2 separate regions of the Homo sapiens genome follow, and region 1 is linked to region 2. The links are chromatin contacts, found by Hi-C or POLR2A ChIA-PET in ENCODE. All regions are on one chromosome and are shown on one strand. Each heading gives the region's core, a stretch centred on a gene start or an enhancer-like site at or near the end of the contact. The rest is flanking DNA. Distances are from core to core; before and after follow the strand shown. Region 1 overlaps ARHGAP31 (Rho GTPase activating protein 31). Region 2 overlaps ARHGAP31 (Rho GTPase activating protein 31).

Region 1 (3,906 bases), core at 273-2,772, 48 kb before region 2:
CACCCTTTCCTTTGGGGTTCTCCCTGCTTCCATTTTATGTGGCCCATGTTTGCTTGTTAATTAAAGAAACTCTCTTCACTCCAGACACACCCAGAGACTCAAGTCTGGCCAATCTCAGAACCCAATTAGCTGGAAACAGTGATTGGTCCAAGGCTGGGCATGGGACTCAGGCAGATCCAATCAGAATCCTTCCTGCATTTGATATCAGAAAATTGGGAGAGGGATGCTCTTTCTCGTTGCTAGGGTTGCTAGCCATGTTGTCTGCAAATATAAAGTAGAAATAAGGATGGGTGGATGGAAAGAGAAGGAGACTGGAAGAACTGAATCCCCAATTCCAGCTCTGCAGCTCTGCATTCCATTCTGTGAGTTTTTCTCCTGCCTTCTCACTCTGTGAGCAAATAAAATAATAATAGGTAATATTTATTATATACTTATTGTATGTAGACACTGTTCTGAGAGCTTCATATGTATTAAATAATTTAATATTTACAACAAACTTATGAAAAAGGTATTATTAACATAATTATTCCCATTTTACAGATTAAGAAACCGAGGCACAGAGTGGTTACATTAACCTGCTGAAGATCACGCAGTAAAATGGCAGAGCGTGGATTTGTACCCAATCGGGCTCTAGAGCCCACAGGCTTAACCACCGCACTATATTGCCTTGCAAACTCAAGCAAATTTAAGTCTGGTTTTTCTCTCTTGCAACGGAAAGATACCCTCTCTCCTCTACTTACCTGCAGAAGTCTCAGCTCCCAGCGGTTTCTCTTCTTCTGGCCAGCCTCCGCTCTCTGATCCATGAAAAGAAAACTCTTCCAGGCTGGAAAGAGACTGCAGCTCCTTCGGGGGTGTTCTGCACGGCGTGCTGTTGGTGCTGATGACTGCGGACACGCGGAGCGGCACAGATACCGCAAAGGGCTCGGAGATGTTCAGCGCCTTGCGCTGGTTACGCGGCGAGGGCTCCATCTGGAAGAGGCTGCTGGTGAAGACGGATTTGCTAGGGCTGTCGTTCGAAGTGTAGAACATACCCAACATCTTTGGGGCTGTTTGCTCGCTCTCCGGATCCTCAACAGGCCGGAAAACCTTCAGCTGTTCCGGTGGGGGCCGGGCCTGAGCGCCCTGGAGATGGCTGCGATCACTGCTCACATCAAAGCCACCCTCAGCCCCGGGAGGCATCCCCTCCTGGCCCCATTCGCCCTCCTGCTTGGTGAGGTCACATGAGCTGCCGGTGCCGGTGGAGTGCATCTTTGTTGCTGGAATGAAAAATCCACCGGTGGTAACTGTTCGATTGAAATTTCCCTTGGTTTCTTTTCCTAGTAAAAAGGAACAAGTGTATGGTCAGCAGCCGGGGCACACATACAATAGCAGGCCTTCCAGTAAGGGCAGGCACACGACATTTGAATACTAGAGAGGCACAGCATTCTAACAGGGGCATAACCGCCCAGATAAAGACAGGTAACATCTGGATGACAAAAGAGAAAGCACTTCCTCATATGCACAGAATTTCAGCATGATGCTTTGGTAGGTTCATTTGCTGTTGTGCCATACAGATCACTTTTAAACTTTGCAGGTAGAGCAGTTTTCAAAAAAAGATTACTGCTAAAGTTGCTAAACAGAGCCATCATCTACTAGGCATTAAATGTAGACCATGAAAAAATAAAGAGACAGATGGGAGGCGGTAGGATGATGTTTGCTCAAAATGAAGAAGACAAAAAGGAAAAATAAACAGAATCTTGTCTTATTTTAGAACTTTAAAACTTTTTGTTTTAAGTTTTCTCTGGCAGATGGACCCAGACAGGGGGGTTTGATTTCCCAGCAAGGAAACAAATGCTATTAACAACTAGACCTTCCCCACCTTTTCTCAGGCTTCTTCCTGTTGATTCAGAGGATGAGAAACTAGAAATGTAAATTAACTAACTGTTAGAAAGCACAGTTGTGAGGAGTGAATTTTTTTTTTTTTTTTTGAGATGGAGTACAGCTCTGTCGCCCAGGCTGGAGTGCAGTGTCGTGATCTCGGCTCACTGCAACCTCCACCTCCCGGGTTGAAGTGATTCTCCTGCCTCAACCTCCTGAGTAGCTGGGATTACAGGCACCTGCCACCGCGCCCGGCTAATTTTTGTATTTTTAGTAGAGAGGAGATCTCACCATGTTGGCCAGGCTGGTCTTGAACTCCTGACCTCAGGTGATCTGCCTGCCTCGGCCTCCCAAAGTGCTGGGATGACAGGCATGAGCCACTATGCCCAGACCAAGTTCTTGACTTAGAAATAAAGGCAAGGAAGAGAAAAGCCTACGTGGGAAGTAAATAAGCTTGGAGATGATACGCGAGTTGCCAGGAATCTAGAAAATAATTTCTAACTTGGTACTAAGCACTAAACTGGGCATCTTACATAACTGTATGCTTAAAATTCTTATGACCACCCTGTAAGGAAGTGTAATGATCTTTAACACATGAGGACATCGAGACTCAGCAGTTAGATGACCTAATACTCACATGCCATGTATATAAAAACCTATATGTTGAAATATTAACTCCTGCAAAACTGGGCAATAACTGCCAAGAAGTTTCCAAACCAAAGCAAATAGATGAATATAAAAGTAAGAAAATGCTGAAAGTATCGAGTTAACTTAAGAAGATCTCACTGAGTGTTATACAGGTTTAGAATTATTATTATTTTTTTTTTGAGACAGGCTGGAGTGCAGTGGCGCAATCTCAGCTCACTGCAATCTCTGCCTCCTGGGTTCAAACGATTCTCGTGCCTCAGCCTCTGCCTCCTGGGTTTAAGTGATTCTTGTGCCTCGGCTTCCTGAGTAGCTGGAATTATAGGCATGCACCACCACGCCTGGCTAATTTCTTGTATTTTTTTTAGTACAGAGAGGATTTCACCATGTTGGCCAGGCTGGTCTCGAACTCCTGGCCTCAAGTGATCCACCTGCCTCAGCCTCCCAAAGTGCTGGGATTACAGGCATGAGCCACCACACCCGGCCCGGGTTTAGAATTATTTTTAAAATGTTGTTCTAAAGATTTTCTGTATTGTTTTGGTCTGACCCATTTTTGAAAGAGAAAAATGTCTTGTATTAAAGGGGCTGGAAAGTCATGGGATAAGTATAGGGGAGTTTTAACAGTCTGTTGCCAGACAAGTCCTTTGCCTTGTAATTTGTAATGGTGCTTGTTGGTTACTTAACAGAAATAGAAGAGAGAGATACAGGCAAGTCAGCCCTGAAGGATACAGCTGTGAGAACAAATGTTATGTGTTATTTTGGTGGTCGGTGTTACCTCATGTGCAACTGTATACACGTCTACTCCAACAAAGGATATTGTGGTTTGCACATGGCTGATACATAGCTGGTGCCTAATTAATGTTTAATGATACATAATAAATGAATGAATAAATAGATACATGAATGAACCTACCAACTGAAAATCATGACTTGACACAAAAACTAGGAAGCGAAAGCATATGGAAACAGCCAAGTTCAAGATACATAGGCCTCTAGGCATAAAACCATAGGGCATAAACCAATGCTTGGCTCTTTCTTTCTGCCCAAAGGGGAAGACTCTTCTGCCTTAGGTTTCAGGTGTTGACCTTTTACCTGGTTCAGGTTTGAATGAAAAGTAGCCATGGACTTCAGCTGTGGCTAGAGGAAGGATGGGCAAAGAGGATGGCTCTTTAGGCCTAGCCCTGGAGTAAGGTAGGGGAGGTTATGGGGCTATGTGAACCCCTTGAGTTAGGGTAGGGTCAGTGAGGGATTTGGGACTAGGTAGTTGTGTGTGACTGTGACTATAGAGAAGCAGGCATGACAGCTTATAAAGGCAAGTGAGCTCCAGCCTCCTAGTTGTAATCTCCAACTCAGAAACTACTTGTAAAATCTTACCTTCCACAGGCACTGAACATAGTGAGTCCA
Region 2 (3,879 bases), core at 520-3,019:
TGGCCTGGAGCTAGGAAGTGCCAGAGTTGGGATCCAAACCCAGGTGTGTGTGCTGCCAAAGCCCATGCTTTTTCTGTGATACCACAAGTGATGAAGAATAGAAAAAGCCCCAAGCTACACCTACCATGGTTCAAACACTCCCCAACAGGAAGGCAGGTCCTATAGTGGCAACTTTGGAGGTGTGATTTGAGGAGAGTGGATTGGCTCCTTGCCGTTGACTGCCAAAATGCCTGAAATCCTACCACTACAGGTCTGATCTTTAAGTGTTCAACAGCTCATGGTTAATATCTATTTTTAAGTTCCTTTTGAAAAAAAAATAGCAAAAAAGTTTGAAAAATTAAAATTATATATAAATATAGAGTACAGAATGTCTCTTTAAAAACTACCTCTTCCCCAGTATATTAAATAATAAAAAATGACACACAATGGCAGGTGGATCACCTGAGGTCAGGAGTTCAAGACCAGCCTGACCAACATGGTGAAACTCCATCTCTGCTAAAAAATACAAAAAAAAAAAAAAAAAAAATTAGCCCGGCATGGTGGCGGGTGCCTGTAATACCAGCTACTCGGGAGGCTGAGGCAGGAGAATCACTTGAACCCAGGAGGCAGGCGGAGGTTGCAGTGAGCTGAGATGGCACCACTGCACTTTAGCCTGGGCAACAAGGGCGAAACTCTGCCTCACACACACACATAAAAACCACACACACACACACACACACACACACACAAACCACACACACACACTGAAATGTTAATAGTAGTTACTGCTAAGTGGTAGAAAATCAATGATTTTTGCTTTTCTCTATTTTTAATTTTGCTTTTCTAAATTTTCTGTGAAGGGGATATAGTAAAAGCATTTTTTTTAAAAGAAAGAAATGGGATTTTACAAAACAAGTTTCATTTAGGAAGATGGAGGGGCTTCTGAAATCAGTGACCCAAGTTCTAAATGTTTGCTGAAGTCCTTTCCAGTGACCCTGTTGAGGTTATTACCCCTTGTGAAGCAGAAATATTTGCCCAACCTGCTGGCCTGGGATGGCTGAGGACTAGCTCTGCTATCCTGCTGAGCAAGGCAGCCTGGAGCCCGGTTCCCCGGGTGGGGGTCCCTGCCCTCCTCATTTTTAGGCTCTCAGATGCCAAGCCAAACCAGCACTTTCCTGCAGAGGTGTCCAGGTCCTCCTCTGGTCCACTCTGTGACTTATCCCTGCCGGGGCCCTCAGGTCTCTGCTGTCAATGCTGTCTCTTTCCCAATGACAGCGATTCTCCTTCTACCAAAGCAGATGCACTGAGGGCCCATCTAGAGGAACAAAAGGTAATAAGATCTTTGCCTTCAAGAAGCCAAGAAGGGAATGGGTAATTATTGTGAAACTAGTATGCAGTGGTCCCTGAGCTACACACTTTTTTTTTTTTTTTTTTTTTTGAGATGGAGTCTTGCTCTGTCACCCAGGCTGGAGTGCAGTGGTGCAATCTTGGCTCACTGCAACCTCCGTCCTTCCAGGTTTAAGCAATTCTCTGCCTCAGCCTCTGGAGCAGCTGGGATTACAGGCCCATACCACCATGTATTTTTAGTAGAGACAGGGTTTCACCATCTTGGCCAGGCTGGTCTTGAACTCCTGATCTCGTGATCCACCCGCCTTGGCCTCCCAAAGTGCTGGGCTTACAGGCGTGAGCCACCGTGCCCAGCCTAGCTATACACTTCTTATCCATTATTTGTACCCAGTGCAATCCTCACAGTCACCTTATGAGGGAGGTATTTATCTCTGTTTTGTAAATGAAGAAACTGAAGCTCAGAGGTATTACGTCACTTGGCCAGTATGAACATATCAAACAAAATATGCTAAGGGCCCTAGACAGGCACAAAAATTGTAACAAAAGTTCTTTTAAAAAGATTACAGCTGGTGGGGAAGTCAGGCAGAGCTTTTAGATGTTGAACAAGAACAGGAAATTGTGTGCGTTTTTAGAGAGCCAGCTGTCTTGAGAGGGACCACGTTGGGGAGTGCTGAGACAGGACCCTCATGCTCAGGGGCTCACAGTGTTGTGAGCTAAGTGGATAAACAACCAGTCAAGGTGCTGCAATAAGAACTCTGACACTGGTGCAGAGGAATGATTTGATATGATGTGAGATGCTATCATATGATGTAATTGACGTGACGCAATATACATTACAATACATGCAGACCGCTCATCTAAGTGCCTAGCATATAATAAGTACTTAGTAAATGTCATACACTTTCTTTTGGGGCAGGAAACAGAGAATAGTATAAACAAGGTGAAAGGCAAGAAATAATGTGGTGAATTCCAGGAATGCTGACTAGACCAGTCCAGTGGAAGAGAAACATTAGGGAACTTGGGGGCATTTTTACTGACTGTCTGGGAAGATTGCATTCTATCTTGATCTCTACTTCCAGATAAATCTTTCTAAAACACTACCTTGATGATAAAGCTCCCCTACACCAAAACAATCAATAGCTTCCCATTGCCTGTAGAATAATGTCCAATACTGGCAGCTTTGGGACTAGACCTTCAGCTTCCTCATCAGGGCCAACCCTGAAGTTCTTCCCTTCAAAGAAATAGGCTTTTGTGTGTGTGTGTGTGTGGGAAGAGGGAGGGGAGGTAATCTAGAAGAAAAGACTTGCCACAAAAAGAAAAAAATAAGGAGTCCCTTTAGGGTCAGAAGGGACAACCTCTCGTGGTTCGTCAACGAAAGGGGAAGTGAGAGGACTCACTCTTCTCTAGCTGTTGCCTGAAATTTCTTTAGGAAAGGTAAGAGCCTATCTGACTCACACATAAAAGACTGGTTGAGAGTGATGAAAGTGTCTGGGTCCACAAGTCATCAGTAGCGAATGAGCCAGTGGGGAGAGCTTAAGAGGGACTCCCACAGGGTGCCTCTGGGTGTGTGTGTTTGGGGTGGGAGTGGTTGTGGCTGAGGAAGGGTGGTGCTGAGTAGAGAAAAAGATTCAAATGCTGTGAACATAGAAAACAAACCTGCAAGACATCCCCATGTGACCTTGGTCTTAGAGCTGGCCCTATTCATCTTGTACATAGAAACTGTACAGAAGGGTTTTGTCCCATTGATGAAGCTGCTGTGCTTTGTGTAATTGATAAAGGCTTATGTGGTTCATCCTTTCTACTGTCTGTGGAGAAAGCTTTGTTATTAGGAGATTTGTAGGGGGAGACATCACTCACTCCATGGGGCTGCTGATGGAGGACAGAAAGATCTCAGTCAATCCCCAGCACATTCCTAGGCAACAACAACTCATTTAAAATCATTTAAATCCTCAGTTTAACTGCATAAAGCACACATCAGTGGAATCACCTGATCAAAGTTTTATTTACTGGATGAGCAGCTTTCTTGCCACCTGCTCCTTGGGATACCACTGGTGGAGGCTCTTAAGTGCTAATGGATACAGAGAACGGCCGCATGTGCCTGAGAGTGAGCCCCAGGGGAGAAGGTCGTGAACTGAGCAGATTAATGAGAGAGAAGCAAACTTGTTTCTTGAACTGTATGCTTCACTAACACTGATCATCTTAAGAATGAGGACAATGTAAATTTTTTTCTACTCTGAGTGTGTCCAGGCCACCTCTCTTTTTTTTTCTTGCATACCTCATGGGTGCTTATGGGGATGAATTAACCATCATTATTTCATTTAATTCTTAAAACTCTGAGATGTAGGCATTACTACTCCTATTTTCAGATGGGAAGCTAACATTCTGTATGGTTAGACAACTTGTCCAAGCTCAAACAGCTAGTGGCAAACTGGGGTGCAGTTATAAGTCTGTTTGAATCCAAAATTCATGCACTTTCCAGTACATTTTATAAGCATAACCTCCACACTAGGGAAACCAAGTCACAGACCAAGAATGAGGAAGACCAGAAAGCAG

The links. Hi-C counts contacts between places; a loop is a spot of excess contacts on that map. ChIA-PET counts read pairs that join two places held with the same protein, here RNA polymerase II (POLR2A). Pooled maps may share reads with other maps.
Region 1: a map with no recorded cell type shows a loop between it and region 2 (4-fold over the local background). The contact joins two enhancer-like sites. A Hi-C loop is called at or near these places in 1 of 168 maps with a recorded cell type or tissue (Right ventricle myocardium inferior), 5 of 37 single-sample maps with no recorded cell type and 6 of 50 pooled maps. POLR2A ChIA-PET finds 5 or more read pairs at or near these places in 4 of 52 experiments (H1, K562, OCI-LY7 and 1 more).

What each region holds. Positions count from the first base shown.
Region 1 is chr3:119,399,232-119,403,137 of GRCh38, reverse strand. It overlaps ARHGAP31 (Rho GTPase activating protein 31), which reads right to left. Exons shown (of 12, transcript NM_020754.4): 9 at 3,877-3,906; 10 at 741-1,316. It overlaps LOC124906273 (a long non-coding RNA gene), which reads left to right. Exons shown (of 2, transcript XR_007096027.1): 2 at 541-3,906. Among named protein-coding and RNA genes, the nearest start is that of TMEM39A, 62 kb to the left of the region's middle. Within about 2 kb of position 1,522, at least 2 of the 41 ENCODE cell types and tissues checked have a DNase peak (open chromatin) inside an H3K27ac peak, as active enhancers do; they include OCI-LY7, where a contact is called at or near this core.
Region 2 is chr3:119,351,326-119,355,204 of GRCh38, reverse strand. The region is part of intron 1 of ARHGAP31 (Rho GTPase activating protein 31); the gene reads right to left. Among named protein-coding and RNA genes, the nearest start is that of ARHGAP31-AS1, 31 kb to the right of the region's middle. RefSeq lists enhancers at 3,093-3,142, 2,940-3,637. Within about 2 kb of position 1,769, at least 8 of the 41 ENCODE cell types and tissues checked have a DNase peak (open chromatin) inside an H3K27ac peak, as active enhancers do; they include OCI-LY7, where a contact is called at or near this core.